4 separate regions of the Homo sapiens genome follow, and regions 1, 2 and 4 are each linked to region 3. Evidence: chromatin contacts called from ENCODE Hi-C or POLR2A ChIA-PET data. All regions are on one chromosome and are shown on one strand. Each heading gives the region's core, a stretch centred on a gene start or an enhancer-like site at or near the end of the contact. The rest is flanking DNA. Distances are from core to core; before and after follow the strand shown.

Region 1 (6,065 bases), core at 3,510-6,009, 2.2 Mb after region 3:
ACGTGCACATCCCCACACCCGGCCCGGCCCAGCAGGAGGGGAGGGGGCGCCAGCATCGCAGAAGGACTCAAAGTTGCCCACGCACCTGCACTGGCCCTACTGTGGCACCACTCTCCTCTCCTTGCTTCACAGGGTGGGGCCCCAAGTGTCAAGAAGGTGGAGACTCCAGTTTGTGAGGAACACGATGGACCCGTCTCCATTCCTGAAGGCTGGAGGACACCGCCTGACCCAAACACAGCTATGTCTGCCTCACCCACTCCACCCTGGCCGGATCCCTGGGTAGTCCCCTCCACACAGTATGGGCAGCATGTCCAGGCTGGAGGATCTCAGTGGCTGTTACCCAGGCAATGTCCACACCAGGCCTCTGTGCAGGTCAGACCAGGTGGTCCAAGGCATGGGGTGGCTGTGCAGCCCAGATCCCTGAGAGAGAGAGAGGCCAAGGGTGGGAGGGCCTCCTTGGTCCTAAGGCCATGCCTGCCTGTCCAGCCGATCCTTCCCACAGCGAAGTCTCTACAGCGAGCAAAACCCATCCTCATTTGCCCTGAGCACCTTATCATCCTTGTGTAGTCTCCAGCCCCGCTGCCAAGGCAGGGCAGGGACAAGTGTGTAGATGGTGCCATACCTGGAGGTGGGGCCTGGAAGGGGCCCAGGGGAGCCTCTTGCTCCTCTCCCTCCTCTGTCCTGGGGACCAGCTCCTCTTGGGGCCTGGGGGCTGGCACCTGGGGACAGGAAGGCAGCAGGGCAGGGTGAGGTGTTCAGCCTAGCAGATCTGAGAAAACAAGGGGCATGCGGTGGCATGACCCACCCTTCTCTGCACCTTCAGTTCTCAGGACACAATGCGGAGCACACAGGTGTGGACTGGAGATCTCTGACTCTGCCGTCCAAGCCAAGACCACCAAACTCCCACCTGTCACCATCACTTTCCCACAGCCCCCAGGCCCTCTCAGCCACCAACCCACGACTGGCCCCAGTGCTGGCTCAGCTGGGGTCGTGAGCAGGGGAAGCACACCCAGCCCCCAGACCAGCCCCCACTCATCTGGAGTCCTGGCCCAGCTGACTCCTGCTGTAGCCGCTCTGCCAGGGCAGTGGCCTCCTCAGGGCTGCCTAGCCACTGCTCCTGCGTGTAGGCCTGGATCTCTGGGAGCAGTGTGCCCAATAACTGCTCCAGCACCAAGAGCTCCAGCATCTGCTCCTTGGAGCAGGCCTCAGGCATCAGCCACTGGCAACACAGCTCACGCAGCTGAGCCAGGGCCCCTCGGGGCCCTGCTGCCTTCTCATAGCAGAACCCCCAGAAGCACTGGCCAGGGCTCTTGGAGCTGGGCTCACCCACCATCAGTTCCAGTGGACTCGGGAAGACCTGGGGGGCCAGGGCTGATGCCTCACTCATCTGGGCAGCCATCCTGCCCCTTTCCTGGGAGGGGAGTGCAGCTGCATGGCCCAGGGTACTTTCTCTGCAGCTGGAAACACAAAGGTGAGCCTGTGAGCACAGCAAGGCCACGAAGGTCCCCTCCTTGGGACCACCTGAGACTGAGTAAAAATGGAAGAATGGGGGTATCGGCGTTTCTGGCCCCCAGTGTCAGCATCTTTGCCCACCTGTGTGTCCAGGTGCCTGAGGGACACACTGAGGTGCCATGGCTGCTTGTACCATCCCTTCCCCCCGCCTCCCCGCTTTTCTTGAGGGTCCCTGCCCTGCCCTGTCTCCTTGGCACCCTTCATCCCACACACAGAACAACTAAGACAGAGACTGTGAACAGGACACCCAGAGTCAGACCAGCAGATGGGTCCTGTTTGTCCCCTCCAGGAAGTGTTTTAAAAATTTAAGTTAGGCCAAGTGCGGTGGCTGACGGCTGTAGTCCTAGCACTTTGGGAGGCCGAGGTGGGTGGATCACGAGGTCAGCAATTCCAAGACCAGCCTGGCCAACATGGTGAAACCCCGTCTCTACTAAAAATACAAAAATTAGCCAGGCGTGGTGGCAGGCGCCTGTAATCCCAGCTACTCGGGAGGCTGAGGCAGAGAACTGCTTGAACCCGGGAGGTGGAGGTTGCAGTGAGCCGAGATCGCGCCACTGCACTCCAGCCTGGGTGACAAAGTGAGACTCTGTCTCAAAAAAAAAAAAAAGAGAATAAATACTGATACATACTACAAGATGGATGAATCTTGAAAATATTATGCTAAGTGTAAATGAAAAAATTCAGACACAAAAGACTTCATATTATGTTATTCCATTTATGTGAAATGTCCAGAACAGATAAGTCTGTAAGAGACAGAAAGTAGATCAGCGGTTGCCAGGATCTGCAGGGAAGAGAGAAATGGGAGATACAGCCGTGGGAGTGATGAAAATATTCTGGAATTAGTGGTGATGACTGTGCAACACTGAATATACCAAAAACCACTGAATTACACACTTTAAAAGGATGAATTGTATGGTATTTATGTTTTTTAAAAAAGTTACCACCCAATCCCAAAAGCTTAAAAACTGTATGACTCCATTTCTTTTTCTTTTTCTTTTTTTTTTTCTTTTGACAGGGTCTGGCTCTGTCATCCAGGCTAGGGTGCAGTGGTGCAATCTCATCTCCCAGGCTCAAGCCATCTTCCCACCTCAGCCTCCGAAGGAGCTGGGACATCAAGTGCGTGCCACCATACCCAGCTAATTTTTTTATTTTTTATTTTTCTATTTTTGAGACGGAGTTTCGCTCTTTCACCCAGGCTGGAATGAAGTGGCGCAATCTCGGCTCACTGCAACCTCTGCCCCCAGGATTCAAGCGATTCTCCTGCCTCAGCCTCCCCAGTAGCTGGGATTACAGATGCCTGCCATCAGGCCTGGCTTATTTTATTTTATTTTATTTTATTTTTTAGTAGAGATGGGGTTTCACCATGTTGGCCAGGCTGGTCCCGAACTCTTTTTTTTTTTTTTTTTTTTTTTTTTTTTTTTTGAGAAGAGTCTTGCTCTGTCGCCCAGGCTGGAGTCCAGTGGCGCTATCCTGGCTCACTGCAAGCTCTGCCTCCCGGGTTCATACCATTCTCCTGCCTCAGCCTCCCAAGTAGCTGGGACTACAGGCGCCTGCCACCATGCCCGGCTAATTTTTTTATATTTTTGGTAGAGCCGGGGTTTCACCGTGTTAGCCAGGATGGTCTCGATCTCCTGACCTCGTGATCCGCCCGCCTCAGCCTCCCAAAGTGCTGGGATTACAGGCGTGAGCCACGGCACCCGGCCGGTGGGCCGGTCCTGAACTCTTGACCTCAGATGGTCCACCCGCCTCGGCCTCCCAAAGTGCTAGTATTACAGGCGCGAGACACCTCGCCCAGCCTATGCAACATTCGTAAAATGACAAAATGGTAGAAATGAGAACAGATTACTAGTTGACAAAAAGAGGTTAACGGGGAGCAGAGGTAGGAGGGAAGGGTATGCGGCTCTGTAAGGGCAACACGGGGATCCTTCGTGATGGAAATATTCTGCATCTCAGTTGTGATATTGTACTCTAGTTTTTCTTTCTCTTCTCTTTTTTTGAGACAGAGTCTCGCTCTGTTGCCCAGGTTGGAGTGCAGTGGCGTGATGTGGGCTCACCGCGACCTCCGCCTCCTGGGTACAAGCGATTCTCCTGCCTGAGACTCCCGAGTAGCTGGGATTACAGGCACCAGCCTCCACACCCGCCTAATTTTTGTGTTTTCAGTACAGATGGGGTTTCACCATGTTGCTCAGGCTGGTCTTTAACTCCTGAGCTCAAGGGATCCACCCGCCTTGGCCTCCCAAAGTGCTGGGATTACAGACATGAGCCACCGCACCTGGCCTCTAGTTTTTCAAGATGCCACCTTTAGGGGAATTGGGTAAAGCGTACATAGGGTATGCATTACTTGTTACTGCATGTGAATTTATAATTACCTCAAATCAAAAGTTAAATTTTAAAAAAACGACATCTGATTTCAATAAAAATCCATATTTGTGTATTGAAGTATCAGAAATCCGGGTCCCCCAAGGGCCCATGTTTCTTAAGGCGGAGCCAGGCACCGCTGCCCCTCCATCCTGTGGTGTGCGACCCCGACCCGCCAGCCCCCAGCCGCATCTATCAGGGCTGCCGTCCTGAGTCCGTCCTCGTCGTGGGATAGCATGTGAGCCCCGTAAGGTCCTTCCTGTCGGCCTCACTGCTCCAGCCTCCCCGACGTCCTCACGTCCACGCTGCGTGCCCTTTCTGAGCCTCAACGCCTCCTCCTCACCTCGACATGATCAGAGCCACCTCCCGCGTCAGTCCCAGCGCCCACGCCCCCAACAACGGGCACTTGTCCGACCAGTCACGGGTACTTGTGTCTCCCCCACAACCCCCAAGGCCTAGGCTGGACAAACAAATACGGAGTGGATAAAGGGGAGGAAGCTGCGGCCAGGTGGCGCGAGGCCTGTGCGGGCAGCTCCGGAGGCTGGGAGGCGAGCCCAGCCTGGTGAGCTCCGAAACTACCCGGGGCTGGGGACTGATGAACGAATAAATGAATGTGGGAAGAAATGATGGCGCGGCAGGGCATGAGTGAATGAGTGAAAGAATAAACGAGCAGGAGGAACGATGCCACAGAACTGATCGCCATAAGGCTCGCGTTCACCGAGAGAACAGCAAACGGGAGCCATTTCCGTCCCGACCACGGTCGCCTCTGGCCCGTGCAGGGCCACTTCCGGGCCGCTCTGGACGGCGCGGAGGCCTATCTCTCGGTGGTCCCAGAGGGCCCAGCTCAGGGCCGAGGCCCGTCCTGCCCCGCGCGGCGGGAGTGGTTGGAGCCGGAGGGCGGATCTGTGCCTGGCCGAGGGTGTCCGTCGGCGTCACTCACCGTCCTCGGCCCGCCTCTGCGTCCACTAGGAGCGGCCTGAAAGAGGCCCGCACGCGGGCTCGAGCCGCGTGGAATGGTAGGAGGGCGGGCACCGGGTCTCCTGGGGGCGCGGTTGCATTCGGCAGAGCGGCCCAAGGCGTCGCGTTTCTCCCCACTGCGCCTGCGTAACTATGCCGCGGCTGCGGGCGCGCGCCTTCTGGTTCCCATGGGGACGGCGCCACAGCCAAGCTACTCGGGCGTCCTGCGTTGCCATGGATGCGCTCCGCCCCTTCCTGCACCCGGCCAGCCTCTGCGGCACACACCCAACAGCTACACAGGCGCCTGGGGCTGCCCGGGTCGCGGACGCAAGTCGGGCCAACGTAGCTTCTCCCTGGCGGTCCTCCTCCGGCCCCAGGCCGTCTTTACCACCCTGGAACCTTGCTGAGTTGACGCCACTGAGCTGCGTCTCACACCCACGCGCTGTGGAACACCCACCAAGCTGGAATCCACGCGGTTTTTAAAATAGAGTCGGGGGCCGGGCGCGGTGACTCACGCCTGTAATCCCAGCACTTTGGGAGGTCGAGGCGGGCGGATCACGAGGTCAGGAGATCGAGACCATCCTGGCTAACACGGAGAAACCCCGTCTCTACTAAAAATACAAAAAATTAGCCGGGCGTGGTGGCGGGCGCCTGTAGTCCCAGCTACTCGGGAGGCTGAGGCAGGAGAATCGCTTGAACCTGGGAGGCGGAGCTTGCAGTGAGCCGAGATCGCGACACTGCACTCCAGCCTGGGGCGACAGAACGAGACTCCGTCTCAAAAAAAAAAAAAAAAAATTGAGTCGGGATCTCAGAAGCTAAGCAGGGTCGGGCCTGGTTAGTACTTGGGAGACCGTCTGGGAACACCGAGTGCTGTTGGCTAAAATAAATAAATAAACCGGGCGCGGTGGCTCACGCCTGTAATCCCAGAACTTTGGGAGGCCGAGGCGGGCAGATCACGAGGTCAGGAGTTCGAGACCAGCCTGACCAACATGGTGAAACCCCGTCTCTACTGAAAATACAAAAATTAGGCTTGTTGGCGTGTGCCTATAATCCCAGCTACTCGGGAGGCTGAGGCAGGAGAATCGCTTGAACCGGGGAGGCAGAAGTTACAGTGAGCTGAGGTCGTGCCACTGCACACTCCAGCCTGGGTGACAGAGCAAGACTCCGTCTCAAAAAACAACATAGACCAGATGCTGTAAGCTAAAATAAATGAATAGCTAGAGACGGGGTCTCGCTAT
Region 2 (3,974 bases), core at 2-2,501, 2.3 Mb before region 3:
CTTGCAGGATCCGTGAATCCAGAGCCCCAAGCCCCAGCCCCAGCCCCATCCTCATTAAAATTCTGAGTCCCTCCCTCCATCCAGGAGTCAGGAATGTAGGCCAAAAATATCGCTGCCTTCCAGACCCAGGCGGCTAGGCTTGCAACACCTGCTCGGAAAACCCGAGTCTGAGCTTTAATGGTTCTATTATGATGATCATGATGATTTATTTTTAATAGAGCAGAGTCTCCTTATGTTGCCCAGGCTGGTCTCGAACTCCTGGGCTCAAGGGATCCTCCCTCCTCAGCCTCCCGAAATGCTGGGATTACAGGCGTGAGCCACCGCGCCCAGGCCTGATTGTTCTTTTGAGCCAAGAATCTGGGCCTCAGCCTAGGCATCCTGTGGAGCCCAGGAATCCGGGCCCCCAACTGCTACCGCGCTAGCTCCCAGGAATTTTGCCCCCAACACACCCCACCCCTATCCACTGTGATATCTGAGACCTGCGTCCAGCCCGAGTCCCTTACCCTGCGGCGCCCGGTGCCAGTGGGTACTAGGGGAGCATTTTGCCGCCCCTTCAAGTCCTTAAATACAGGAATCTAGCCTCTGTTTCTTGGGGAGACCCATCAGTCAGGGATCGTAGCCCAGAACCACCTAAAGCCCAGGAATACTGCTCTCAATTCTGCTCTCCCTCAGGGCTCCAAGAGACAGAGATCCTAGCCCCCCCATTGAACTGAGGGGCCTGGTCCCCCAATCCGCTGCGACCCAGGTGTCTAAGGTTTCATCCGGCAAGGAAGGGGTGGGGGCGGAACAGACCAGGAAGGAGGGGGTAGGAAGGGAGCGGAAGAAAGGAGTGAGGTGAGACGGGGGCGGGGACCTGAGCTGGGGGGCTCTGCACTAAACAAACCCTAAACATGCGGGGTTTCTATGGTAACGGTCTTCCCTGGCCTACCCGGGAGACTCCTCTAGGGCTGTGTCGAGGAGGGCAGCCCCCAGGAGTCTCCACGCCGCCAGCTGTTGTGTCTTCCTGTTTTGTCACCACGGCAACCGTGACCTCAGCCCTCCACCCTGCTCACTGGGGTGGGGCGGGAGCTCCACGCTACTTTTACTCTGGGGGGCGTGGTCTGCTCTTGGCCCCGCCTCGGGGCGGGGCTGGGATAGCCCAGACTCGGGGAAGTCCCTGTCCACCGCCCTAGCCGGAGCTGCGCCCCGCCCCGGCCCCGCCCCCGTCCCGCCCGCGCTGGCTCCCCAGCCCTCCAACCCCACCCAGCCCTCAGACCCTTCCAGCTGCCGCTGTCGTCTTTGCTTCAGCCGCAGTCGCCACTGGCTGCCTGAGGTGAGGTTGTGGGGACCCCAGAGGGCATAAGCAACAGTCTAGGGTCTTTATGGCCAGAGAGAGGAATGGGCTGGGTCTCAGAATGTCTGGGTCCCTAGAAAGACTGGGGCTGGGCCAGGATTCTTGGGGTTCTGCAGAGGAGAGGGCTGAGGACCTGGACTGTGGAGGTCATACGTCTGGAAGAGTGGGGAAGGGGACCTGGACTCCGGGGTCTGAGGGAGGAGGGGCTGGGGGTCTGGACTCCCGGGTCCGAGGCAGGAGGGGCTGGGGGGTCTGGACTCCTGGGTCCGAGGGAGGAGGGGCTGAGGGCCTGGACTCCTGGGTCTGAGGGAGGAGGAGCTGGGCCTGGACTCCTGAGTCTGAGGGAGGAGGGGCTGGGTCTGCGGGAGTAGAGAGATGGGGACTCGTAGGTGCCCTAGTTGGAGGCTGGAATCTGGTACGTGGAGGTCCTTTAGGAGGGGAAGCGCTTAGGGTTAGGTGTCCTGGGTTTGGGAATGAGAATGGAAGGAATTCAGAATTACTGACCCCTCCCCATCCAGGGGACAGACAGAATCGGAACTTTGGGCTCCTGAAAGGCCGAGGGAGGGGGGTGTTAAGATCCAGCCCCGTGCTTCCGAAGTGCAGAAGGAGCTGGGAAAGGAGGAGAAGACAGGGCTGCGTCCCGCACCTCTGGGTGCCGAGAGCCGAAGCTGGGGTTCCGGGGCCCGATTCTCAGCGTGAGCGATGGGTGTGGCGTCTGGAGTGGACGAGGGAGGACACTGAGGGGCTGGGTGTGGCCCGGAGAGTCGGGTGCGCTGCGAGGAATCCCGGAGGGGTGTTTCCTCACCCTCCAGGGTCTGGCTGCGCATTCCTGAGCTCTGATCTCGGGCGATGGCTGGAGGCCCTAAGGGCGGGGTGGACCCCTCCCCTCCCCTCCCCTCGGCGCGCCCCCCTCCCCTGCGCGCCCCCCTCCGCGGCTAGCCCACCTTCCGCGGGGGACAGAATGAGTGACGCCCTCGCTCGTCCTCCTCCCCTGCTTGGGACGGGGCAGTAGCCCGCCTTCTAGAGCACGGGACGCTGGGCCAGTCCCGATTTCCTTCTCCTTCGAGGGTCCTGGAGGGGCGTGGGGGCAGGCAGTGTCTGGCTCCGGGTGGAGCCTCCCAGGTGCTCCCGCAAGCCCCGAATGGCGATTAGGGAGGCCGTGGGAGGCGTAGCTGGGCCTCGGGCCTGACGCCAGCACCGCGTGCAGTTTCCGGCCTGGAGCCTGAGCCCCTCAGAGGCCCGGGTCCCTGCCCACTCCGGTCTTAGAGATGCTCTTGGGGGGGCTCTCAGCCCATGTTTATAGGGATCCAGAAATGCAGGCCTCCAACCCTGAGAGTCGGGGTCCCCACCCCCCGGAAATCCGGGAGAGGGCGGGCAGCCCCGGAGGCGGGCGGGGGTCCGGGCACCGCCTCCTGGTCCCTGACACATTCCAGATGCCTGGGCCGACTCGAAGCCCTTATAAGGCGCGGAGACACCGGCTCTGGCTGGGCCGCCCGCCTCCACAGCCGCCGCCCAGGGTTCTCCCGCCACTGCCGCCCGCACCCCCGCCCCCGCGGGGTTAAGATCACACACGCGCCCACGCCGGCCCGCGGGGCGTGCACTTTCGCTGGGTTCCGTCCGCCGCAGCCCAAACAGTTAACTGAACGGGGAGGGGAGGGGGCGGGGCTTACCCGGGGTCACCGCCAGGGCCCTGCTGGGTTCCACGCCACGTTCCTGTCTCCGCAGGGCGTTCGATCCCTAGAGGGAGGAGCCTGTCCAAACGGACGCTAACGGCCTACCTCCCCCTCAGGTGCTCTTACAGCCTGTTCCAAGTGTGGCTTAATCCGTCTCCACCACCAGATCTTTCTCCGTGGATTCCTCTGCTAAGACCGCTGGTGAGTAGGCAGCGGGCCTGGACTCCGGGGTCCGAGGGAGGAGGGGCTGGGGGCCTGGACTCCGGGGTCCGAGGGAGGAGGGGCTGGGGGCCTGGGCTCCTCGGTCCGAGGGAGGAGGGGCTGGGGGCCTGGGGGCCTGGGCTCCTGGGTCCGAGGGAGGAGGGGCTGGGGGCCTGGGCTCCTGGGTCCGAGGGAGGAGGGGCTGGGGGTCTGGACTCCGGGGTCCGAGGGAGGAGGGGCTGGGGTCTGGACTCCTGGGTCCGAGGAAGGAGGGGCTGGGGTCTGGACTCCTGGGTCCGAGGAAGGAGGGGCTGGGGGCCTGGGCTCCTGGGTCCGAGGGAGGAGGGGCTGGGGTCTGGACTCCTGGGTCCGAGGGAGGAGGGGCTGGGGTCTGGACTCCTGGGTCCGAGGGAGGAGGGGCTGGGGGCCTGGACTCCGGGGTCCGAGGGAGGAGGGGCTGGGGGCCTGGACTCCGGGGTCCGAGGGAGGAGGGGCTGGGGTCTGGACTCCTGGGTCCGAGGGAGGAGGGGCTGGGGGCCTGGGCTCCTGGGTCTGAGGGAGGAGGGGCTGGGGGCCTGGGCTCCTGGGTCTGAGGGAGGAGGGGCTGGGGTCTGGACTCGTGGGTCTGAAGGAGGAAGGATTAGGTCCTGGGCTCCTAGATCCTGGGAGAAGGACCAGGAAGCTTGGGCTCCAAGGAATAGGGTCCCAGACACTGAGGTATCTGAGGAAGAAGCGAGTCCAGGCCCTGGCTCCTTTGTCTCAGGGAG
Region 3 (6,293 bases), core at 3,618-6,117:
TGAGATTCTGTCTCAAAATAAATAAATAAATAAATAAAGCCCCTGGTCACCACTCAGGTGGCTGAGGAGGCAGGATCAATTAAGCCCAGGAGTTTGAGACCAGCCTGGGCAACACAGCAAAATCCTATCTCTTAAAATATATACATATATGAAATAAAACACTAAAAATAAAGCCTTTATATTAAAAAAAAAGACACACACACACACAAAACCACACCTGCGGACCACCTTACATTCTGTGACCCCTCTGCTGGGCCAACAGGGCAGGCTGGCCATTTTCCAGATGGTGTGGATTCTCCCCCGGGGCCTTTGCACAGTCCCTTCCTCCCACCTCACCTGCCCTCTCAGTATACATCTGCTTAGCCCATCTGCCACGGCTCAGCATCAACAGCACCTCCCCCAGGAAGCTTTCCCAGACTGCTCCCTTCCCTCAGCTCTATCCTCTCTTATCCAGCGACAAAAGATCACACTCATCAAGCACGGATTAAATCCCAGGTCCTGGGTGCAGGGTGCCCTAAGCACATAAGCTCTGATCCTGGGCCCCACAATCAGTGGGAGACAGTGCGAGGCCATGAGGCCAGCACAGGGACAAGAGGACAGCCGTTCTGGGCAGGGCAGGGTGGGATCTGGCCCCCCAGGAACCAGCCACATGACCTGGGCAAGGTGCTTGGGCTACCCGTCCCTCCTGATTAAATGAGATGTGTGTCAAGTGCTCACCCAAAAGCCGTGGAGATGCCCAGTAAACACAGCCTATCACTGTGGTCCTTGTTGTATAGACAAGGAAACTGAGGCTTCCACAAGCAGAGTGGCTAGTACAGTATCACAGAGCCACAGCGAGGCTTTCAAAAGCGGAGTGGCTAGTACAATCTCACAGAGCCACAGCGAGGCTTCCACAAGCAGAGTGGCTAGTACAACCTCACAGAGCCACAGCGAGGCTTCCACAAGCGGAGTGGCTAGTACAACCTCACAGAGCCACAGCGAGGCTTCCACAAGCGGAGTGGCTAGTACAATCTCACACAGCCACAGCGAGGCTTCCACAAGCGGAGTGGCTAGTACAATCTCACACAGCCACAGCGAGGCTTCCACTAGCGGAGTGGCTGGAGCAATGTCACAGAGCCACAACGTAGGAGGCTGGAGCCACACCTGAGTCGGCCAGCTGCCAAAGACAGCTTGCTTCCTTCTAACTCTTGGACAACGGCATTTGTCCCCTTTAACGTCCACCATTGAGGATGGTCCTGTGTCCCGCAGGGGGATCTGTGTCTTACTCCGTGTCTTATTCACCTCTGCGACACCTACTATAGGTCCCCATCAGTCCCACAGTGCATCCAGCAGACTGTGCACTTGAGGGCGGGGCTATTTCCAGCAAAGACCCTGCACACAGCAGCCTCAGGAATCCATGGCTCTGACTGGCTGGACCCTGGGCTGAGGCAAGGACCACTTCTGATGCATCTCTGGGTCCCAACACTATCCACTGCAAGGCCTCGAAACAGGGGGGCCAGATGGGACCCCCATTTAGCACAAGAGAGACGTCCACACTCTGTGAGCCCAAAGGGAGAAGGCTCAGGCCACGGCAGAGACGGAACCAGGAAAACGTCACGAAAAACAGCCTCAAGTTGCCAGGTCCCTTGCAGGAACAGACAGGCCTGGGGCCGCCCCACCTGGGCTCAGAGCTTGGGCTGGTTTCTCTGCAGCTGTAAGGTGACAGCTCTGGGCTCCTGGGACAGGGCCACTGACACTGGAGGTGTGACTGCTCGAACTCCACACCTGCCTTGCTCTCCCTGATGCTGGGTGAGTGAGGCCTCCTTGGGGGTTGCATGGATCTCAGCACTCAACTTCCGAGCCACTTGTGCTTCTCCCACTATGCTGGGGTTCCCCTGAACCAGCCAGCAGCCCTGCGTGTAGGAGTCCTCGTGGACAGTACACCCCACTAGGCAGGGAGTCCAGCGTCTCCAAGCCAATGACTAACACCTAGAGGACTTCGGAACAGCCTTTGTCCCCCTAGACCCCAACCTGGGGGCGGAAGGGGGCGGTTGTGATGGTCAAGGGTCTGGGCTCTGGAATCGCAGTAGACACAGGTTCTGAAGCTGCTGGGGGCCTTGGGCTAACAAGTGCCATCCAGAGCCTCCATCCCATACCCCTAAAATGGAGGTGACCACCTCCATCCCAGAGCCTTGAGAATTTAGGACAGTGAGGACCAGGCACTGGGCCAGGTTCCTGCAAAGTGTGCACCAGCAAGTGTTGTCGAATCTGCAGTTTCTCACACCACAGAGGCCCCAGCACCTGGCACAGTCCTCACTAGGCTGGAGGCCTCAGGATGCACCAGAGGACACACGAACGAGGTTTGGAAAGGCCTGTGAAACATGTCTGAGGATGGGTGTCCTGAGAGCTGTGTATGCCTAGTAACAAAAGACCTCCCAGGGCAGCCAGGCAGTTGCTGGTGGCCTTGAGCTGTGACCCCTGCCATTCCCTGCCCAGAGCCCACTGTCATCCTCCCTTAAGTACCAGGTTCCTGGTAGCCAATCCTTCCTCTCTATCTTTCAAGACACAATACCTCCCCTGCACCACACACCCCTCCCTCAAGGTCAGAGCTCCCGGGAGCACTCTGGCAAATCTCCCCACCCCTCTGCCCAGTGTGAATGGGTCTCAGCTGCTCTGGGACAGGGACTGTATGATTCCTGCCAGGCTGCCCAGCACGGAGCACCACTCTACCTTGTGCTTGCACAGAAGGGCCTTGAGATCCCTCTCTTCACCCAGGCTGGGCCAGGCACCTCATCTGGGCCCTCACAGGACAGTGCTGTGCCAAGACCATGTGTGACCTCATGCCCAGCACAGGGCCTGGCCTGTGCAGCCGCCTGGATGGATTACATTTACTCAGGGAATTGTGAACTTGCTCTCGTTTTTAGACAACTGAAGGGAAATTGAACCTGGGAAAAGGGAAGTGACATGTCCAAGGTCACAGAAGTGGAAGAGACAGTGCCAAGGCCAAGGCCCAGGAAAGGGCCTGGCTCCAGAGCCCTTTCCATTTACTTTACACCCATCTGTTGAGGTCTGCTCTGGCTCTAAAATGAAAGCATTAAGAGCCTTCCCGCTGAGGTCAATACTATTATTACCACTCCCACTCTGTCCTGGTGGAAAGTAAGGCACTGAAGTTACTCGTCTAAGGCCACGAAGGTGAGTGGTGGGGCTGGGACTTGAACCCAGGCCTGCCCAGTCCCAGAGCTCTTGGGGAATACAACCCAGTGCCTGCACACACTCTGGCAGTGCACCAGGGAGGGGCCAGGCCGGGTGCCCGGATGGATGGATAAGACATGAGATAAGCAAGCAGGAATCTGATCTGGATGTTCTCTGAGGCCGTGCGTGGCCGGAGGACCACAGGGACTGCGCAGAGGCAGGCAGGTGAATGTCAGCAGCGTTTAGCCAAAGAGGCTTACGGTCTTCAGAGGAGCTAAGCCAGGATCAACGCAACTGTGCTTCCCGGCGCTGGGGTCAATCGGATCCCCAGATGGGTTCTAAGCACTGCGCAACATGGGACCTGGGAGCAGGACACCGCAAAGAGCAGACCAAGCCATTCCTTCCCTAAAGCCCTGACCATCCCCCGGACTGGGCTGGGTCAAAATGCCTTCCCTGGCTCCCACAGCCCCCAGACCTCTCCATCAGGGGTCTGGTCACCTTGGATGGCGACTCTGTCGCCCGGGTCTCAGTCTCTGCCTTCCACCCAGACTCCAAGCCCTTGTTCATCTCCCTGCTCCCTGTCTCTAGTGCCCGGCACAGGGCCTGGCACTGGAAAAACTTCTGCCTCCACTCACTCCTGCCTTCTGTGTCTGTGGGTCACTTTTCTGTGCGACTCTGCAGGTCCCAGAGCACTCATCCACATGAATTGGGGTCAGCTCCCTGGACTGGGGGTCGGGGTGGGGTGTCAGGAGGGCGGGGCTCCACTCTGATCCACTCGGCACAGGGGAGGGAGGCCTCAGGAGTCGCCACCCGATCCAGTCCCCGCCTTCGCCCTGCCCCGTGGGCCACGCGGTGGCTGACCTTGGCCCAGTCACTTCCCCCGCTGGGGACGCGCTTCCTCCCCGCCTGCCGAGCAAGGACGAATGAATGGGCCTCCTGCCGGCCAGAATCCCCGTAATTACCCGCCTGATCAAAGGCCACGCGCAGCCCGCCCGGGGCAGCAACGGGACCCGGGCTGACTCGAAAAGGGGAAGGAAGGGCTGGGGGGGCCGAGGGCTGAGACCGTGCCCTCGGGGCCGCGGTATCCGGCCAGGCCAGCCCAACCGCGCGGCCCCTTCCCCCACCTGGGCCTCAACTTCCCCCCGAAGTCGCCACCACTTCCGGCCACGACCGGCGGAGTTGGAACTTCGGGGGGACGGACAGCGGCCCCACCCCCGACGGCCCGCAGCAGAGGGACCCCCACCGAGGCCCCCGCTCCTGCCCCCGCCACGCGCACGCGCGCGCCCTGGACCCGGACCCGCGCACGCGCACCCCCCCTCCAGCCCCGCTCGCCGCCCGCGGGCCGCCCGGGCGCGCGTCCCCTCCCACAGCTCTTCGGCGCGCACGCGCACTCCCCCCGCCCGCGTCACCCCGGCCGCGCGCCCACTCACGCCCCCCCAGCAGCGCGCACGCGCGCCCGCCGCCCAGTCGCGCTCGCCCTCCAGTCTCCCCACCCACCCCCAGCCCAAGCCCAGCTTCCCGAAGCGCGCGCCCACCTGGCCCCCAGCGCACGGCCCCCGCCCCCACCCCTCACCTCCTTGGTCCCGGGGCCGCCGCGCCGCACTCCTCCTCCTCTCTCCTGCCTCGCGGATGGTGGCAGCGGCGGCAGCGGCGACTCAGACCCTGGGGTCAGGGGGACGGGCGCCCAGGCCGGAAGTGACCTTCCCGGCCGCTTCCGCCCGCGCCGCTCCCCCCCTTCTCCCTACTCCCTGCCCCCCGGGCCGCCACCCTGTCCTCGCCGCTCTAGGAAGGCGAGCCCGCTATCCCGGCCACCGCCCCCAGCTCTGTGGTGCCCGGCGGGCGCCTGAGGGAGCCACTTCCGGAAGTGTCTAGGACGCAGGTCCTCCGTCCATGCTCTATGGCGCCCCGCGCCGAGGGGCTTCGGCCCCGCCCCCTTCCCGGACAGGAGGTGCGGGCTGGGCCCGTTAGGCGGAGACTTCCGGGTGTCTAGGGCGGTGCCCCCCCGACAACCCGGGCTCCTCGCGCCTGCGCGGCCGGGTCCCCGGGCCCGCCGTGAGGAGAGTGAAGTGGTGGAGAGGGACGCTCGTGCCACCCCGGGTCCTCCTACCGTCTCTATCATGGTAACCCCTTCTCTGCCGCTGCACCTCCCAGTGGCCCGAGTCCAGGTGCCTTAGTTACTGGACAGAGACCCCGGGTTCCTTAGTTACTGGACAGAGAGTGCTGCGCTTCAGGTGCCATGGCCTCAGTTTCCTCCTTTCTGAAGTGATGAAAATACATTGTGCGCCTCCAAGTGCTTCACACGCACTAGGTCCTAGTCCTAACTAGGGCCTCATGGTAGGTCCTATCCCTATGTTGCAGGTGAGGAGTCAAATCACCTACCAAAAGTCACACACCCGGAATGCCAGAGCCTCGGCCCGAACCCATGGAGTTTGGCTCTAAATTCGTGTATTTAACCCTTGACTGTACACACTGCCTCGTGTCATAGCCCTGAGAATCCACTACTTCCCCCGCGTTAGGTAGGCACCTAGTAAGGACGCACTGGGTGTTAGCTGTTACTGTTGGTATTCTTGCAAAAAACACATATTTTAAAATAATTGTCCAAACCATAGTGTCCTTGTAGGCTGGTCCTTCTGGTCCTTCCTCTGTTCTGTACTTGGCTGACTCTCACCTAAGTGGCAGATGACTTATCGCTTATAATTGTTATCATCCTCACTGGTAGTCAGAAAAGATAAGAAGCTATAATTCACTGGTGGAATAACACCTTTCTCAGCCTCAATTTCTCATCTGTGGAATGGGAAAAAATAAGATAACCTGCAAGGTAATATGTGTAAGAGCTGCTTAGTTCAATACCTGGCCCATAGTAAGTTCACAAAAATGATGGTGGTTATTATTACCTATTAGCAGTGTTACATATAAGTCTATTGTTGTGGCCACTGTATACCCTCAAAGCTCAGTGAGCATCAATCATAAGATGTATATTATTGATTTAATAACATCTTTCCATGGGGTGGGGTGAACAGTGCTGTGTTAACTGTGTGTGTCAATAGGAGGATATCTGTGTCCCTCCTTCAGAAATATCACAAAGGTAAATTTTTAAATATATCTTAGAACAGAAGGAAGTG
Region 4 (6,469 bases), core at 1,503-4,002, 2.3 Mb after region 3:
CATGCAGGTGCCCAGCCAGGGGCAGCCCCACACGGATCCTTGAACGGGTCTTGCTGGGAGTGCCCCCAGTCATCCTCACCACAGATTCCTGGGGGAGCGTCCTTGCCAGCACTGGAGGCCAAAGCACTCATCCTTCGGATTGGCCATAGGTTGCAGGGGCCCGCCTATCTTTGGAGGGCAGAGCTGCTGCTGCTATTCTTCCTTGGTCACCTCCTCCCCAACTGGCTCATTGCAGGGGACGTCCCACCACTCCACCCATCTGTGGAGTTTGTTTTCTACTGCCTGCAGGCTGGGCCTGGGTGGGCTCCAGCTGTCTACATGCTGGTCCCGGGTGTAGAGTTGCCATCCTGTACACCTGGTTGGGGCTGGGGCTCAGGCTTGAAGTAACAGGGTGTCCTGGCCAGGGCTGGGGAGGAACTTGAGCCTTAAAGACTGGCTCCCGCCCCAATCCTAAGTCCCAAACTGCTCTGGGAGCCTCCACTTCCCCCTGGGTCGTGGCTTCTAGGATCCTCCCAATATGCTGTGGTGCAGCTGTGCTTATCATGGCTCAGAGGCCAACATCACCCCAGGGGTCAGACAGAGGCAGACAATGGTGGGGGTGGGAGTCCTGGACCTCCTTGGTTAGCCAGAGGGATCCTAGTCCCTTTCCCTGGCCACCAGAGTCCCCATCACCCCCGATTAATATCTTGATGCCAGTTACTGCACTTCTTCCTCCAGGGCTCCATCTGTCCTGCCCAGCCTCCTTTCTTGTACCTCGAGGTGAACCCTGAGCCTTCCCAATAGACAGCAGCCTCCAGGGAAGGTGGCATATGGGCTCCTGTCCTCTTCCTCCCAGAAGTCTTCCTGGGTTAGTTATGGGGGTAGATGGCAGCTATTCTCTGTGCAGACTGAACCTGGGGCTTCTGTTTCCTCCCAGGCCCTGCACACCACCCCCCCAATCCTGCCTCACCTCACTCTGGGATGGAGTGCTGTGTTTTGGGAATGGGCACCCAGCATGTTCCAAAGCGAAACGTGACTTCTATGTGGCTGGAGGCTCCTGTTTGATTTGTTAACGTGTGTCCTCAGCACCAGCATACAGTAGGTGCCAAACAAGGGAGTGACAGAATTGCAGGTGACCCAGGCAGCCTGGGAATGCACCCTGGGCCCAGGACTGTCTAGAGCTAGCTCTGGTGTGAGCTGCTGCTTCCAGGTGGGAGCCAGAGGAGGAACACTAGGGAGTCCACAGTGTGTCTTCCCAGACCAGTTCTTGCCCACACCCACATGCCGATGTCACCCACAGGGGCTGGGACCAGTGTACTGGGTCACTGGGCAGCCACAGCCCAGCCTCATAGGGAAGAAACCTGGTCAGACAGCCGCAGAGTTGGTGGTCTATTCATTTTCTGTGGCTGCTGTGACAAAATACCCCCAACTTAATTATTTAGAACACGCGTTTATTTTTTTTAATTTATTTTTGAAACAGAGTCTCACTCTGTCGCCCGAGCTGGAGTGGAGTGGTATGATCTCGGCTTACTGCAACCTCCGCTTCCCGGGTTCAAGCGATTCTCCTGCCTTAGGCTCCCAAGTAGCTGGGATTACAGGCGCCCGCCACCATGCCTGGCTAATTTTTGTATTTTTAGTAGAGACGGGGTTTCACCATGTTGGCCAGGCTGATCTCAAACTCCCGGCCTCGTGATTTGCCTGCCTTGCCCTCCCAAAGTGCTGGGATTACAGGCCTGAGCCACCGCAGCCGGCCTTATTTCATTTATTTATTTATTTTTTTGAGACAGAGTCTCGCTCTGTAGCCCAGGCTAGAGTGCAGTGGCGCAACCTCGGTTCACTGCAACCTCTGCCTCCTAGGTTCAAATCATTCTCCTGCCTCAGTCTCCCAAGTAGCTGATATTACAGGCGCCCGCCACCACACCCGGCTTTTTGTATTTGTAATAGAGACGGGGTTTCACCATGTTGGCCAGGCTGGTCTTGAACTCTTGGTCTCAAGTAATCTACCCACCTCAGCCTCCCAAAGTGCTGGGATTACAGGCATGGGCCACCATGCCTGGCTAAACACACACTTCTTATCTTGCAGTTCTGCAGTCCAGAAGTCAACGATCAGTTTCACTGGGCTAAAGTTGAGTTGCCCATAGGGCTAGTTCTTTCTAGAGGCTCTAAGAGAGAATTCATTTCATTAGTTTTTCCAGCTTCTAGGGCTGCATTCCTTGGCTCCTGGCTCCTTCAAAGCCAGCAGTGCAGCATCTTCAGATCTCTCTGACCCTCCTACCTCCCTCTTTCACTTATAAGGACACTACAAGTACATAGCGCCCACCCGAATAATCCAAGATAGTCTCCCCATCTCATGATCATTAATTTAATCACACCTGCAAAGTCCATTTTGTGGTGTCAGGTAAAAGATTCACAAGTTCCAGGGATTCAGACCGGGATATCTTTGGAGGCCATTATTCTGCCTACCATAGGGTCTCAGAGATCCTCCTCATTGCTTCCCTCTCCCACCCAACCTAGGGGAGTGGGGGTGTGCAATGGTATTTCTGACCCAGACAGGCCAAGCAGGGGAGTCAGAAAGGGGCCCTTGCCTGGTGTTGCACAGAAGAGGGAGAGGATGTTCTGTGCCTGAGGGTAGACCAGGAAGGCTGCCTGGAGGAGGGAGCTGTATCCTAAAGGATGCTCAGGAGCTGGCATTGAGGCCAGTGGCATAGCCTGCACAAATACAGGAGGACCTGGGGAGGCCAGGGGTGGGGCTGGGGGTATTGGGTGGGGCTGGCCGCATTCTCCGTCTTAACCAGCTCGCTCCTAGGTGCTTTTGTGGCTTCTGCACTCTACCAGCTTGGAGCCAGGGGCCTCATTCTCTCTTGCAGTAAAATGAGGCTGATGACTGAGCCTAGGAGTTGCTGGGCATCTGGTCTGCTGATTACCACCTTGGTGCCCAATGTCTGCCTGCCTATCCACTGCTTTCAAACAAAGAGGCTGCCTGACACCACCCAGGGGGACGCCTCCCACCCTTGCCCAGCCTCAGCCAATCTCCTCTTTCTCTTCTTCAGAGCTGGAGTTGTGCCCTCCTATCCTCTCTCTGCCCACCCCATCACTGCTGTACACCCTGCCCCTTGGCACTTCGGCCCCGGACTTGCTCCTCCTGGCAGGCCTGGGTGCTTGTGAAGCCGGGTGCCAGAGGGCCCAGCACGGCACGGCCTTTGATTCTGTTTTCTGTAAATCGACGACAATAAATTCTCTTTTTCCTTCATCCACAAGTGTTTACTGAGCGCCTTCTGTGTACCAGGCCGCACCAGGGTGCGGAGCAAAGACCAACCTCAGGGAGCAGATGAGGTCCAGGCGGCTGAACCAACCGAACCATGGTTCTGGTAGCACTGCCTCCCCCGCCACCCTCAGGGGGCCCTGCTCCCCAAGCCCTTCCCAAATCCTGCCGTCCAGCTCTCCTCCCCACCTTGCAGGAGGGACGCCAGGGCCCGGTTTTCGGGTTCCGCCATTCTTTCCTCAATGAGGGTCGGAGAGGTCCCTGCCCACGCCAGACCCGTCCCCGGCCGTCGCGGCACCCTCTTGTGATCAGGCGGAGGGACCAAGGGCCAAGAGCGGGGCTTCGCCGGACGCTGGGAGCGTCACTGTCCAGACTGACAGATGGGGAAACTGAGGCTGACCAGCTGGGCAGGGCGTGCATACGAATCTGGGTCCTGGAAGCGTTCTGCAAGATCCCTTCTCACCTCAACCGCACGTGCTGGCATCCTTGGGTTTCCCTCCTTCCCCAGATCACAGCCGCACTTCTCTCCTCCGCCCTCATAGTCACGGCCCTGCCTTCTCCCTCCTCTTGCCCCGGGCGGGCCCCGCCCAGAATGCGGAGAGGCCTTCGAGGAAGCGCGGACCAATCGGAGGCCCTATGTAGGGCTGAAGAGGCGGGACTCTGGTCGCCATAACAACTCATCACGCCTGTGCTGCGCGCGCGCGTCGCCTTAGTGCCGCAGCCCTATTACGTGAGGTAGGGAAGGCGCGCCAGACTCGACGGCCAATCAGGGACCCGAGGGCGATGTTGCCATGACGACCACGTTGCGCTGGAGATTGCGACGGGGGCTGAAACCGCGGGGAACTCGGGGAGCGAGTGGTGAGAACAGTGAGCACCAGCACTCCGATGGCGCTGGCGAGAGGAAAGGCTGCGGCGCGCAGAGCGAGGCTGCGGGACCCCAGGATGGGGGACAGGAGGCTGCGGGGCCTCAGGTGAGCAGCAAGCGAGAGACCAGTCCCTTCGAGCGCCCTCACGCGTTTTGTCCCCACGCCACGCCGGGGACGAGTCTGTGGCACAGACTCGTCCCCGGCCCCGCGGGCTTAAGTTGTCTGGGGGCTGTCGCTTTGAGTACAGATCATATAGTTATGAATACATTTTAACGCAGATCCAAACACATAGTATAACGTGAGGATCCTATATAAAGTGAGACTCCTCAAAAAAAAAAAAAAAAAAAGATTTTTTTTTTTTTTTAGCCGGACGTGGTGGCGGGCGCCTGTAGTCCCAACCACTCGGGAGGCTGAGGCAGGAGAATCGCTTGAAGCCGGGAGGCGGAGGCTTCAGTGAGCCGAAATCGCGCCACTGCACTCCAGCCCGGGCGACAGAGCGAGAGACTCCGTTTGGGGGGGTAAAGTGTTTTTTTAAATGCAGTCAAATTCGAACGTAGGTTGATAGGATCACATAGTTGATCCACTCTAACCCCACACCCACTTGCAGACCTGGTTAGTGCTGAGGTCCTCTCATCCCAGGGAGTAGGCTAGAGTTCGCACTGGCTCCCCTGGGGCCCGGCTTGGCGTGGCAAAGCTGGGAGTCTCGCCCTAGGTTGGGGTTTCCTCTGCTCTGTAAGCCTCTGCAGAAGGAGCAGAGGGTGGTGGGAGAAGAAGTGCCCAAGAGGGGCCACAAGCTACCTGTGATCTGTGTCCCCCCACCAGGGGGATGGGTGCTTTCATTTTTATCGTTGTGGAAAATTTCACATTAAGTACTTCTCCAAAGAATCTCCCAGACATCTACTTGTTCTTTCAAAACATAACAGATTTTTTTAAAAAACAATTTACATACCATATAATTTGCCCATTTTGAGTGTACAATTCAAGGCTGGGCGCGGTGGCTCACGCCTGTAATCCCACCACTTTGGGAGGCTGAGGTGGGCGGATCACCTGAGGTCAGGAGTTCGAGACCAGCCTGACCAACATGGAGAAACCCCATCTGTACTAAAAATACAAAATTAGCTGGGCGTGGTGGCACATGCCTGTTATCCCAGCTCCTCGGGAGGCTGACAGGCAGGAGAATCGCTTGAACTCGGGAGGCGGAGGTTGCGGCGAGCCGAGATTGCACCATTGCACTCCAGCCTGGGCAACAAGAGCGAAACTGCGTCTCAAAAAAAAAAAAAAAAAAAAAAAAAGGCCGTAGGTCTGAATAGACCCCTCACCTAAGAAAAATAGATACATAGCTGGCAAATAGGCACATGAAAATATGCTCCACATCATATGCCATTAGGGAACTGCAAATTGAAACAATAATGAGATACTACTATACATCTATTAGAATGGCTACAATGCAAAACACTGATAGCACCATATGCTAGCAAGGTTGTGAGGCAATGGGAACTCTCGTTTACTGCTGATAGAAAGGCAAAATGGTATAGCCACTTTGGAAGACAGTTTGGCAGTTTCTTACAGAAAGTTAAATATAGTCTTACCATATGATACAGCAATCACACTCCTGGGTATTTGCACAAATGAGTTGAGAACTTATGTCCATGCGAAAACCACACAAATTATTATAGCAGCTTTATTCATAATTGCTCAAAACTTGAATCAACCCAGATGTCCTTCAATAGATAAATGGCTAATCTGTGTTACATCCACACAATGGAATATCATTCAGCAATAAAATTAACTGTGCTACCAAGTTATGAAAGGCATGGAGGAGTCTGAAATGCACATTGGTAAGTGACAGAAGCCAGACTGAAAAAGCTACATACTGTATGATTACAAGTTTATGACATTCTGGAAAAGGTAAAGCTATAGAGACAGTAAAGCAGTGACTGCCAGGGACTCAGTGGGAGGGAGGGAGGGAGGGAGGGAGGAATGAATAGTAGCACAAGTAATTTTTGGGGGCAGTAAAAGTATTTTGTACTATATTGTAATGGTGGATACATGAATTTATGCATTTGTGAAAACCCATATAATGTACATTAATAATAATGTACTAATATTCATTTTACAATGTTAACAAATGGGCCGGGTGCGGTAGCTCATGCCTGTAATCCCAGCATTTTGGGAGGCTGAGCGGGGCGGATCACGAGGTCAGGAGATGGAGACCATCCTGGCCAAAATGGTGAAACCCCAACTCTACTAAAAATACAAAAATTAGCCGGGTGTGGTGGCACGCGCTTGTCGTCCCAGCTATTCGTGAGGCTGAGACAGAATTGCTTGAACCCGGGAGGCGGAGGTTACTGTGAGATCGTGG

The links. A loop is a pair of places that touch in the nucleus more often than their neighbours do. ChIA-PET counts read pairs that join two places held with the same protein, here RNA polymerase II (POLR2A). Pooled maps may share reads with other maps.
Region 1: a map with no recorded cell type shows a loop between it and region 3 (11-fold over the local background). The contact joins the promoter of ZNF497-AS1 here to the promoter of ZNF787 in region 3. A Hi-C loop is called at or near these places in 3 of 37 single-sample maps with no recorded cell type and 7 of 50 pooled maps.
Region 2: a loop to region 3 is called in a map of CD8-positive, alpha-beta T cell, with 8 times the contacts of the local background. The contact joins the promoter of MYADM here to the promoter of ZNF787 in region 3. A Hi-C loop is called at or near these places in 2 of 168 maps with a recorded cell type or tissue (CD4-positive, alpha-beta T cell and CD8-positive, alpha-beta T cell), 5 of 37 single-sample maps with no recorded cell type and 15 of 50 pooled maps. POLR2A ChIA-PET finds 5 or more read pairs at or near these places in 1 of 52 experiments (B cell).
Region 4: a pooled map shows a loop between it and region 3 (10-fold over the local background). The contact joins the promoter of LINC02560 here to the promoter of ZNF787 in region 3. A Hi-C loop is called at or near these places in 1 of 37 single-sample maps with no recorded cell type and 5 of 50 pooled maps. POLR2A ChIA-PET finds 5 or more read pairs at or near these places in 1 of 52 experiments (Caco-2).

What each region holds. Positions count from the first base shown.
Region 1 is chr19:58,357,867-58,363,931 of GRCh38, forward strand. It overlaps ZNF497-AS1 (ZNF497 antisense RNA 1), which reads left to right and starts at 4,760. Exons shown (of 3, transcript NR_136527.1): 1 at 4,760-4,886. ZNF497 (zinc finger protein 497) reads right to left here and starts at 4,885. Exons shown (of 3, transcript NM_198458.3): 1 at 4,811-4,885; 2 at 623-719. It also overlaps the pseudogene LOC100419840 and the pseudogene RNA5SP473. RefSeq lists enhancers at 4,172-4,720, 4,450-4,579.
Region 2 is chr19:53,866,632-53,870,605 of GRCh38, forward strand. MYADM (myeloid associated differentiation marker) reads left to right here and starts at 1,252. Exons shown (of 3, transcript NM_138373.5): 1 at 1,252-1,312; 2 at 3,123-3,207. It overlaps MYADM-AS1 (MYADM antisense RNA 1), which reads right to left and starts at 2,476. Exons shown (of 3, transcript NR_184033.1): 1 at 2,278-2,476. RefSeq lists enhancers at 57-1,032, 2,142-3,055, 3,056-3,969 and a silencer at 2,808-2,867.
Region 3 is chr19:56,116,428-56,122,720 of GRCh38, forward strand. ZNF787 (zinc finger protein 787) reads right to left here and starts at 4,868. Exons shown (of 3, transcript NM_001002836.4): 1 at 4,745-4,868. LOC124904772 (a long non-coding RNA gene) reads left to right here and starts at 5,183. Exons shown (of 2, transcript XR_007067348.1): 1 at 5,183-5,505. RefSeq lists enhancers at 1,053-1,768, 1,508-1,677, 3,913-4,207, 4,635-5,350 and silencers at 3,955-4,004, 4,085-4,404, 4,695-4,774, 4,785-4,904, 4,995-5,364.
Region 4 is chr19:58,397,451-58,403,919 of GRCh38, forward strand. LINC02560 (long intergenic non-protein coding RNA 2560) reads left to right here and starts at 2,753. Exons shown (of 1, transcript NR_149054.1): 1 at 2,753-3,229. ZNF584-DT (ZNF584 divergent transcript) reads right to left here. Exons shown (of 1, transcript NR_186337.1): 1 at 5,754-6,469. It also overlaps a transcript of ZNF584 not described here. RefSeq lists enhancers at 3,760-4,209, 4,220-4,349.